Regions from separate parts of the Mus musculus genome. Here region 2 is linked to region 1. A link is a loop called in an ENCODE intact Hi-C map of the cell type or tissue named here. Cell type or tissue: heart. All regions are shown on one strand.

The links. A loop is a pair of places that touch in the nucleus more often than their neighbours do. Peaks named below come from ENCODE experiments on the same cell type or tissue, not always from the same donor. Only the 100,000 strongest peaks of a DNase experiment are listed, where the experiment ranks them.
Region 2: a loop joins it to region 1, with 7 times the contacts of the local background. A loop is called at or near these places in 17 of 42 quality-filtered maps.

What each region holds. Positions count from the first base shown.
Region 1 is chr1:133,959,533-133,964,532 of GRCm38, reverse strand. No RefSeq gene overlaps it. Among named protein-coding and RNA genes, the nearest start is that of Bmncr, 15 kb to the left of the region's middle. In heart, a CTCF peak has its summit at 2,679 (motif pointing left); DNase peaks (open chromatin) are centred at 2,582 and 4,802; H3K4me3 peaks cover 656 bases; H3K27ac peaks cover 1,119 bases.
Region 2 is chr1:134,043,409-134,048,408 of GRCm38, reverse strand. It overlaps Fmod (fibromodulin), which reads right to left. Exons shown (of 3, transcript NM_021355.4): 3 at 129-1,935. The coding sequence ends at 1,784. Among named protein-coding and RNA genes, the nearest start is that of Fmod, 8.7 kb to the right of the region's middle. In heart, a CTCF peak has its summit at 2,280 (motif pointing right); a DNase peak (open chromatin) is centred at 2,258; H3K4me3 peaks cover 915 bases; H3K27ac peaks cover 2,072 bases; H3K27me3 peaks cover 1,239 bases.

The DNA of each region.
Region 1 (5,000 bases):
TCTTCTCCCTTTGGATTCTTGCTGCTTTCTCTCTGTTGAAGTTTCAAGCAGCCATTTCTGTTGTGTGGTCACTTTAAGAACAATGGCTTATGCTGTAAGATCAAGAATTGACAGCCGGGCGTGGTGCCATACGCCTTTAATCCCAGCACTTGGGAGGCAGAGGCAGGCGGATTTCTGAGTTCGAGACCAGCCTGGTCTACAGACTGAGTTCCAGGACAGCCAGGGCTACACAGAGAAACCCTGTCTCGAGATCCCCCCCCCCCCCGCCAAAAAAAAAAAAAGAACTGACAAATGGGACCTCGTAAAATTGCAAAGTTTCTATAAGGCAAAGGACATTGTCAATAAAACAAAAAGGCAACCAACAGATAGGGAAAAGATCTTTACCAATCCTAAATCCGATAAAAGGCTAATATTCAATATATACAAAGAACTCAAGAAGTTAGACTCCAGAGAAACAAATAACCCTATTAAAAATGGGGTACAGAGCTAAACAAAGACTTCTCAATTGAGGAATACTGAATGGCTTAGAAGCACCTAAAAAACGTTCAACATCCTTACATCAGGGCAATGCAAATCAAAACAACCCTGAGATTCCATCTCACACCAGTCAGAATGGCTAGGATCAAAAACTCAGGTGACAGCAGATGCTGGCGAGAATATGGAGAAAGAGAAACACTCATCCATTGCTGGTGGGATTGCAAGCTTGTACAACCACTCTGGAAATCAGTTTGGCTGTTCAATTTTCTGAGGATCCAGCAATTCCACTCCTGGGCATATAGCCAGAAAATGCTCCAACTTGTAATAAGGACACATGCTTCACTATGTTCATAGCAGCCTTATTTATAATAGCCAGAAGCTGGAAAGAACCCAGATGTCCTTCAACAGGGGAATGGATACAGAAAATGTGGTACATTTATACAATGGAGTACTACTCAGCTATTAAAAACAATGAATTTAGCTGGGCAGTGGTGGCACACGCCTTTAATCCCAACACTTGGGAGGCAGAGGCAGGTGGATTTCTGAGTTTGAGGCTAACCTGGTCTACAGAGTGAGTTCCAGGGCAGCCAGGGCTACACAGAGAAACCCTGTCTTGAAAAAAAAAAAGGAAAAAACAACGAATTTATGAAATTCTTAGGCAAGTGGATGGATCTGGAGGATATCACCCTGAGTGAGATAACCCAATCACAAAAGAACACACATGATATGTACTCACTGATAAGTGTATAGTAGACCAGAAGCTGGGAATACCCAAGATAAAATTTGCAAAACACCTGAAACTCAAGAAGAAGGAAGACCAAAGTGTGAATACTTCGATCTTTCTTAGTAGGGAGAAACAAAATACCTATGGAAGGAGTTACAGAGACAAAGTGTGGAGCAGAGACTAAAGGAACGACCATCCAGAAACTGCCCCATCTGGGGATCTATCCCATATACAACTACTAAACCAAGAAATTATTGTGGATGCCAACAAGAGCTTGCTGACAGGAGCCTGATATAGCTGTCTCCTGAGAGGCTCTGCCAGTGTCTGGCAACTACAGAGGTGGATGCTCGCAGCCATCCACTGGACTGAGCACAGGGTCCCTAATGGAGGAGCTAGAGAAAGGAGCCACGGAGCTGAAGGAGTTTGCAGCCCCATATGAGGAACAACAATATGAACTAACCAGTTCCCCCAGAGCTCCCTGGGACTAAACCACCAACCAAAGAAAACACATGGTGGGACTCATGGCTCTAGCTGTATATGTAGCAGAGCATGGCCTAGTCGGTCATCAATGGAACGGGATGCCCTTGGTCCTGTGAAGCTTCTATGCCCCAGTATAGGAGAATGCCAGGGCCAGAAAGGGGGAGTGGGTGGGTTGGTGAGCAGGGGAAGTGGGGAGGGGGGATGGGATACCAGGAAAGGGGATAACATTTGAAATGTAAATAAAGAAAATATCTTAAAAAAAAAAGAGCGGAGAAGTTCTTTGATCAGGTAGGATCTAGGCATGTGTGTGAGCCTTCTACCTTTCCTCCAAGAAGTCTTCTTGGACAGCCTCATTTCATTCACTCAAGCATTCATTCATTCAACAAATACTGAGCTTCTCTCCCTCATCATAGGACCAGTGAGGCAGCAGGCACTGGATGTGATTTAGCAGGTGATGCCCCGAATCCTGCAGCCAATGGGCTCCAGTGGCACAGACCCTCAGTAGCATCTCTTCTGAGTCCCTTGATGCACCCACCTGCTCAGGCTCTGAAGTGTGCACCTTGTGGGTCCATGGCCCCATAGGCAGACATCAGGGCTCCTTCAGTGTCACTTTCTGGGTGGCTGCCACAGTGCTGGGCACTTGTAAGTACTCAGTGAATGTCTAGATATGTGTGGCTTCCCAAGAGCGTCGAGTTAAGCAGGAAGTTCCCCAGCTTTTCCCAGTCCCAGCACAGCCTTCCACCAAGGAGGGATGCAGAAACCGAACAGAGACCTTTGGAATGAAGAGGACAGGAAAGGCCTGGGCTGGCTGCCAGCCCCGGATGCCTCTGGACAAGCAGGGGTCCTCGGTCCTCTGTGTTCTGGAATGTGAGAGGCGCTTGCCAGGGAATCTTAAAAACAAAGTGACTCCTCCCCAAACCTTTGCTCCTCACCCTGGACAGAGCCACGCTGGCAGAGCCGGTTGGACCTTCCTCACAGTGCACGGGTGCCCCTTGGTGGACAAAAAGCCGGCCCCGCTCATGATTCCTGAGGACTGGTGAGCCATTAAAAAGGAGGATTCTGAAGCCATTGTCCCCACAGCCTATCAGCGGACCCTCCATGGCATGAGTCTAAGTCCGCACCAGAGCACTTTCTCTGACGTGTGGCTGGAGCCACGGGCCTGGATTCTTGGCTGACCGCACAGTACGCTTACTGTCAGTGTCGGCTGACCTCACATCAGGCCAGCCTGAGCCTCCGTGTCACTCCCCTCCAAATTAAGAACTGTGACACAATGCATTTGAGGCAGCTGTTTTTTAATCAGATGAGGTCTGGGCATGTATATGATCCTTCCCCTCTGGCAGGGACTGTGCCAAGCTATCTGCCATACCTGAAGGTCCCAGACTCTGTCAACCGCCCTGGGCAGGCAAGAAGGGCAGAATGAGGGCAGCAAAGCTTTTCAGCTTGTGTCATGGGGATAAGATAGAAGGTTAGAGGAGGCAGGACCCTGGGGTGCTGTAGAACTTGGGAGCACCCACTGTTCTTTTTTCTTTCTTTCTTTCTTTCTTTCTTTCTTTCTTTCTTTCTTTCTTTCTTTCTTTCTTTCTTTCTTCCTTCCTTCCTTCCTTCCTTCCTTCCTTCCTTTCTTTCTTTCTTTCTTTCTTTCTTTCTTTCTTTCTTTCTTTCTTATTTCACAGCAAATAACAGGCTATGTGTGAGGCTTCTGACTACCCCACCCCCACCCCCATACCCCATAGAAAGTCCTGTCCCTGTGACTGATCCTGGGCTCTTGGCTGGCTCCTCCCTTCTTAAAAGGCAAGCCTCCTGGGGAACACTGTCAAGCTCCCCTGCTCAGAGTTGAGCCAAAGGTAGAAATGGATGTTCAGGGGCCATAGGCAGCCACAGAGGCAGGAATTGGGCATGGAAAAGGTCAGGTGGCCAGAGACGCGAGGCTGGAGTAGGGGTAGTTGGAGGGATGGCAGCATGAGGAGCTGTCTACTCCTGGGACAGTGAGGGTACTAGCATTCCCGGGGTGCTGTGAGGTGGTGTTGTGCAGGCTTTCCCACCTTATTTCCTTAAGCCTTTATTACAGTGGGGACCGTACCTTCTGTGTTTTGTTTGGTTAAGATTTATTTATTATTATTTGTTTGTATGTGTGTGTATCTGTGTGTGTATGTGTGTGTGTGTGTGTGTGTGTGTGTGTGTATCTGTGTGTGTGTGAGTGTGTGGTGTGTAAATGTCCAAGGGGCATGCATGCCCTGGAGCTGGAATTACAAATGGCTGTTAGCTGCCTGGTGTGGGTGCTACCAACCAAACCCAGCTCCTCTGGGAGAGCAAGTGTTTGTAACCACTGAGCCATCTCTGTAGTGGGACCCTGTCCTGCTCAATAGCAAACGGAGCCAACGTAAGGGAGTCTAAGCACCTTGATTTAAGCACCACGGCAAAGCGGTGGTGTGTGCATTTGAACTCAGGTCTGCCCATCAGATTCCACTTGGTTCCTTAACCCTCAACCAGCAGTTCATCTAAGAGTAACGAGGCTGAAGCCGTGGAGACATGGAACTTGAGGTCCAGATGTCTGGAAGCTTAGGGTTGAACTAGGCCTACCCGCCTCTAATAGAAGTTAGATTTCAGTTAGAATACTGCCATGTCTTAATTAGACAGTCAATTGATTTTGAGGGGAAGTTAAGGAACCAACAACCCCCGCCCCCTTACTCTTGTCTCTCTTCTTCCATCCTTCCCTCCTTCCCTCTGACATGATTCATGGAGCGACAACAACTTGTATGAAAAGGTGTTAAGTCTAAAACACAAACACGCTTAGGAGCCTGCAGCCCCCATTCTTGGAACTCACGATCCCTTGAGAAGCTCCAGGGAGCAGACGCAGCTGTTCACACCCCCCTCTCTCCATACAGTTTTCCCTCCCTGCCTTACTTCTGCACCCAGGCCCTGTCAGGCACAGTAAGCTCCCATTTCTCCTTGAAGCCTCAGCGGCCTTAACTTGGAGACAGAAGGCCCAGTTCCTCCCTTCCCAGAGCCACCCTTGGGTCTGGCTGTAGGAGAGGCGGTGGTGAGCCTTGAACAAACAGGAATTGACATGTCTGAGCCTGTGGGCTCTACATCTGGACACAGCTGGACCTGGGGCAGCCCAAATTCTCCAGGTCATAGGTTACACCAAACTGACTTCCAGTCCTGGAACAAACGAACAGTTCCTTGGCTGCCGGCCTTTCTTTCTCATAGTTGCTGCTGGCCCAGCTAACCTCAGAGCCACCACACCCCATTCCTTCCATGCATCAGCACCAAAGCAATGCTGAGGGCTTAGGGCCAGTACCCAAGTCCAGTCCTAAAG
Region 2 (5,000 bases), 84 kb before region 1:
ATGACAATAACAGAAACAAAAATAACAAACAAAACCCAGCCCTCAAACTCCGTTTTTCTTTCTCTTGCGAGACAAAAGGGTGGGTAAATAGTGAGAATAGATCTAGGAGCTTTCATACCACAACACTTGCTAACTTGAGTTTTTATATAGGCTACTCTTTATAAAGAGCTGACACGGTTCAAGGCCTGTGTGTCTAGGTACCCCGAGGCGATGCCGAGGGCTGCCACCAACCATTCCATCCTTGCAGATGCACTTATAAAATAACTTTATTGGTTAGGTTGGCCGCCATTCATGCTTGCTTCATGCTGAGGGCTCTTCAGAGGCAGGATGGTGATACATGCAGGTGCTTCCCAAGAACCCTGGCCAGGGCAGCCTTGCTCCGCAGGTGGCACTCCCCGGTTGAAACAAGCTGGTTTGGCTTTTGTGGATTGCAGTTCTGGAACCCGTAGCACAGTCTAAGCACCCCGCCCCACCCTGTCCTTTCCAGAGAAGCTTGCTCCCAAGTGCACACAGAGTCAGGGGTCTAAGGCAGGGACCCACCTCAGGCTAGCATCTTACAACTGCTTCTTGCCACTCGCTACCCTGGTGGCTCTATCCCAGTGGGGTCTAGAAGAAGCTGTTGGTTGTACCTAGGCAATATCACCTTTAAAAAGGAGAAGATGGGGCTGTTCTTAGACAAACTACAAATCACAGGCACCACTGGGCATAAGGCGGACTGCATAGTGTGAATGCAGAGGAAGCCAGGTCTAGTGTCGGCAGGACTTGGGCCTGGCAGGGCTTCTTGCACCCCAGTGAGCATCTCCACAGGGCTGGTTCCTGATGCTCTAGCATTATGGACAAACGAGCTATTGAGATCACCCCCTAGTCTGGGTTAGTGGGTAGGTCCTCGGCGGGTGGAGTCTGCCTCTGCCATTTGCGTAACAACCCTTCATACTAGACCAAAGGATGAGCAGAGGCTCTTTCTCATGTTTTGAAAACCACGCTTGCCCCTTCGATACTAAAAGCCCAAGAAGGGGTGCAGATCATGTTGTGTCAGATGAAACTGGAAAGGGGGCTGCCCCTTCAGTTCTGCTATCCTGAGGTGTGTCTCTTCCCCATCTTACTATGGATACTGATAATGACCACTGGACACTTCCCTCCTCTGATAGATCCTCCATTATAGAGTCGGTTATCCCCTATGTTAACAGCTCATCATTATGGTGTTCAATATGGTGACTTTAAACAGGTGAGGTGGGGGTAAGTGTGTGATTTTAGCCATCCGTTTAGCCTCAGATAAGAGTGTGCCCTTAGGGTGTGGGTGTCTCCTGACTGCCTAAGACATTAGAAGAGGCCCCAGTGAAAGAGGGCAGAGAGGGTGAGCTGGGGCTGGGAGGAGGTGACTGGGCAAGAGGTGTGTTGTGATGTTTTGAGGAGCAAAGAGCAGGAGCCCAGAGCAACTGCAGAAGCAGCTGGCCATGCTGTTGAGCACAGCTCAAAAAAGGTCAAATTGGAACTGGTTATATGCTACTGTCCAAGCAAGAAGATTTTGGGGCTAGACTCTATAGCTATATTTCTTTTACCACCAAATTCATCCCCCTGCAGAAACTGGCCTGGCCCCTGATCCCACCTAACTCTGCCTGTTGGAAGGAGATTGAATAAGATCCTGTGGACTTCTGTCACATGCGTGTCCCAGACCATCCAGCAAAAGCCAAACATGCAGCGGGGTGGCAGGGCATGTACCCCGAGCCCGGTGCACGGTGCACGGTACTCGGAGCCCGGAGCCAGGAGCCCAAGGCGAGGCCCCTCAGATCTCGATGAGGTTGGCGAGGCGCAGGCAGAGTGGGGCGTCCACCGGCATTGCGCTGCGCTTGATCTCGTTCCCATCCAGGCGTAGCACCTGCAGCTTGGAGAAGTTCATGACGTCCACCACCGTGCAGAAGCTGCTGATGGAGAACTCTGGCGGGACAAAAAGGGAGGGCGGGTGGGAGAAGCTCAGCTTAGGAAACAGATACAAAATGGGCACAGAGGGCCCCTTTGAATCCGCTGAAATAAAGAATAAAGACTGGGGTGGGGGTGGAGTGGAAGAGTTGAACGGGGGGGGGGGGGTGGTGCTAAAGTATTGGAGTCAGACGGATTGGCACCGTTGGGGACCATGCTGGGAACAGAGCACGCTGGGGAGGTGTGAGCCTCCCCAGCTCAACCTCTTACCCCCCTAATTCCCACCCCCTGCTTTGCTCCCCAAATGTCCCGGATGTCCTTCCCACCGGGCCTTGTTTTTTCCCCCTGTGGGCAGCAGGGGGAAGCAGAGGGTAGGTGGAGCTCACAGCTTCTCTAAAGGTTTGGCTGCTCCTGGAAGGACCGCTTTGCTGATGGCGGCACACTGCAAGAAGGCCACTCCAGGAATAGGGTACACTATTTTTGAACATTTCCTGTCATTTTGCAGGTACGGAAAGTAGTAGGACGTGAAAGAGAGAAATCCTGGCCTTAGAGCTGAGTGTCTGGGTGCCAGAGCCTTCAGGGGACTGGAAGGGGAGAGCAGGCTAGAAATGCCAAAGTCAAATAAATAGCCAGGCATGCTGGCAGAAGCCCTTTAGCCTCACTAGGCAGGCAGAGGCAAGCAGATCTCTGTGAGTTCGAGGGCAATCTGAACTACACAGTGAGTTCCAGGACAGCCAGCGTTACACAGAGAGACCCTATCTCAAAAAAAAAAATCCTAAACCAAACAAAATCAAATAATCCCCCTGCCTCCTTGTACGATCACATAGGCCTTTTTTACTTCGGGAGACAGGGTCTCATATAGTTCAGACTGCTCTTAAACTTACTATGTAGCTAAGTACAGCCTTAGACTCCAGATCCTCCTGTGTGACCTCCTGAGTGTGGGCTATCACAGCCAGCATGTACCACCACACCTTGTAGTCTGCCTCTTTTATTTAGTTTTTTTTCCTTTTCAGTTTTCATGTGTATGTGGTGTGCACATGTATATAGCATGTTTGTATGTTCTGCAACACCTGTGTATGTGGGCATGTATGCATGTGAGGCCTAAGGCTACGTCAGGGTTCCTCATCAATGCTTTCCCTCACTGAGCTAAGGACATTCAGTCAAACCCAGAGCTTGCTGGAATCTCTACTCTCGGTAAGTAGCTATCTTGCCTTAGGAATCATCTGTCTTCCGAGGTTAGAACTACAGGCAAGCTGTCACCACCACCAGGGGAATGTTCCAGCTTCTGCAGCCTGTCCCCTAACTCCCCACTTCCACGGGCCCTTCAAGGGCCCTGAGTGCCCTTGGGTATCCTTCCCACAAGACCCCGTAGGTTCTGAGGATTTGAACTTTAAACTTGGGGGTAGGTGGAGACAGGGACAGAGCCATCCCCCTAGGCTGTGGTCTCTTTTTTACTCTCAGAAGTCTCTGGGGACTCTTTTGTAGAGGAGTTCCCCTAAGCCATGAAATAGATGTTCTAGTTTTGGGTCATCTCAACACAAGGCTTCGCACAGCTGTCTCTGTTGTCCTCTTGGATGACACCACCGTCTACCCTCAGTAACTTGAAAGGAAAAGAAGACATTCAAAATCCCAGTTCAAACTCCAAAAGCGACAACAGAAGTTCACACCGGAAGCCATCAGGGCTGCCTTCCTTCTACTTGGCTCCCTAGAAGACCACTCTTATTGTCATTTTCTGTGAACTGGTTTAGATAAGGTGGCAGGAGGGGGCAGGGTCTGGCGTGACCATCATTCACAGATACCCATGCTGGCAGCCTCGAGCCAAGTGTAGAACAGGGCTGGCTTTGTCCCGTCAGACACGTCCCTCATCCTGCACAGGTGCCTGGAACTATAATCAGAATTGATCGGTAGGAGCTAACCCAATTTTTAGAGACAATAGGGGTTCCTCCCGGGGGAAGGAGGGAGTGTGAAGATGAAGGTTTCCAAGAAAGACGGCACAGAAGGCCGAGGCTGTGGAGGAAGGTGGTTTTGAATTAACACCATCAGTTGCTTTTAGTCTCCGTTAAGAACTGCCCGAGATGGGTTGGTGTGCTGTAGCAAACCATGTTGCACTGCCCTCAAACACAGAATTCAGGCCTGGAGAAGAGTTAGGTCCCGGGAGAGTGGGGCTGTGAAATATACTTTGAGGAGGAGCAGAAGCTCTGAGACGCTTTTTGGTGTTCCCTTCTGGTCCTCGGGAGTAGATTTAGTGGGTATAGTGCAGGTGGGGCTTGAGTCTGTTACTGTGTACAGGGCCAGGGGGCACACGAGGTGGCTGAACGTCATTTGCCACTTTCAGTCCTATTTGGGACTGAGCCAGAGGTCTGGACATGGAGCCTGCAGACTGTGCTAACATCCAAGTTCCCATACCTGTGAGCCACTAGACACAGCATCTAGATCAGCTATTCATGGGCTCTAAGAGCACCCCTCCGCACACCTTCCTCAAGCCCACAGTAGGTCAGGGCTTCTGTCAGGAGGCCCCGGCAGACATTTTTCCAGGCCAGATTAAATACTGACATGAGTCTTTCCAAATTCCAATCCCGCCCCACGCCATTGGATCCCACAGCTTCTGACTAACATTCCGTGGCTCTGTCTGCTCCATCATTCCTCTTCTGCCAGGTTGGAAAAACTGAGGGAGGCATTGGAGGGAGAGGTGTGTGTGTGTGCGCGTGCGTGTGCGCGTGCGCGTGTGTGCTGTCCTGTTTCCTGAAGGCCTGGAGCTCCTGTTCTGTTGGGTCCCCCTTACCACACCTTACCCCAACATGGTCACTGACTGCCATTACAGGAATTCCTCCTTCCTGGTTACCCAGAGTGTGTGGCAGGCAAGCTAAGAAGCCATTTCCTGCATCAGAGCCGGGTTGTCCCTGTTCTCCATCAGAGATGTCTGGCTTTAGGTCCTTTACAAAAAGCAGGAGTTGGGGGTTTCAGCCTTCCTTAGGCTGGGTGACCTGGAACACGGCTTTTCTTTTACTGTCCCCATGGTGACAATTCAGAAAACAAGTGCCCAGACTATGCCTGTCGACTCTCCAAAAGGCAACAAGAAGGCA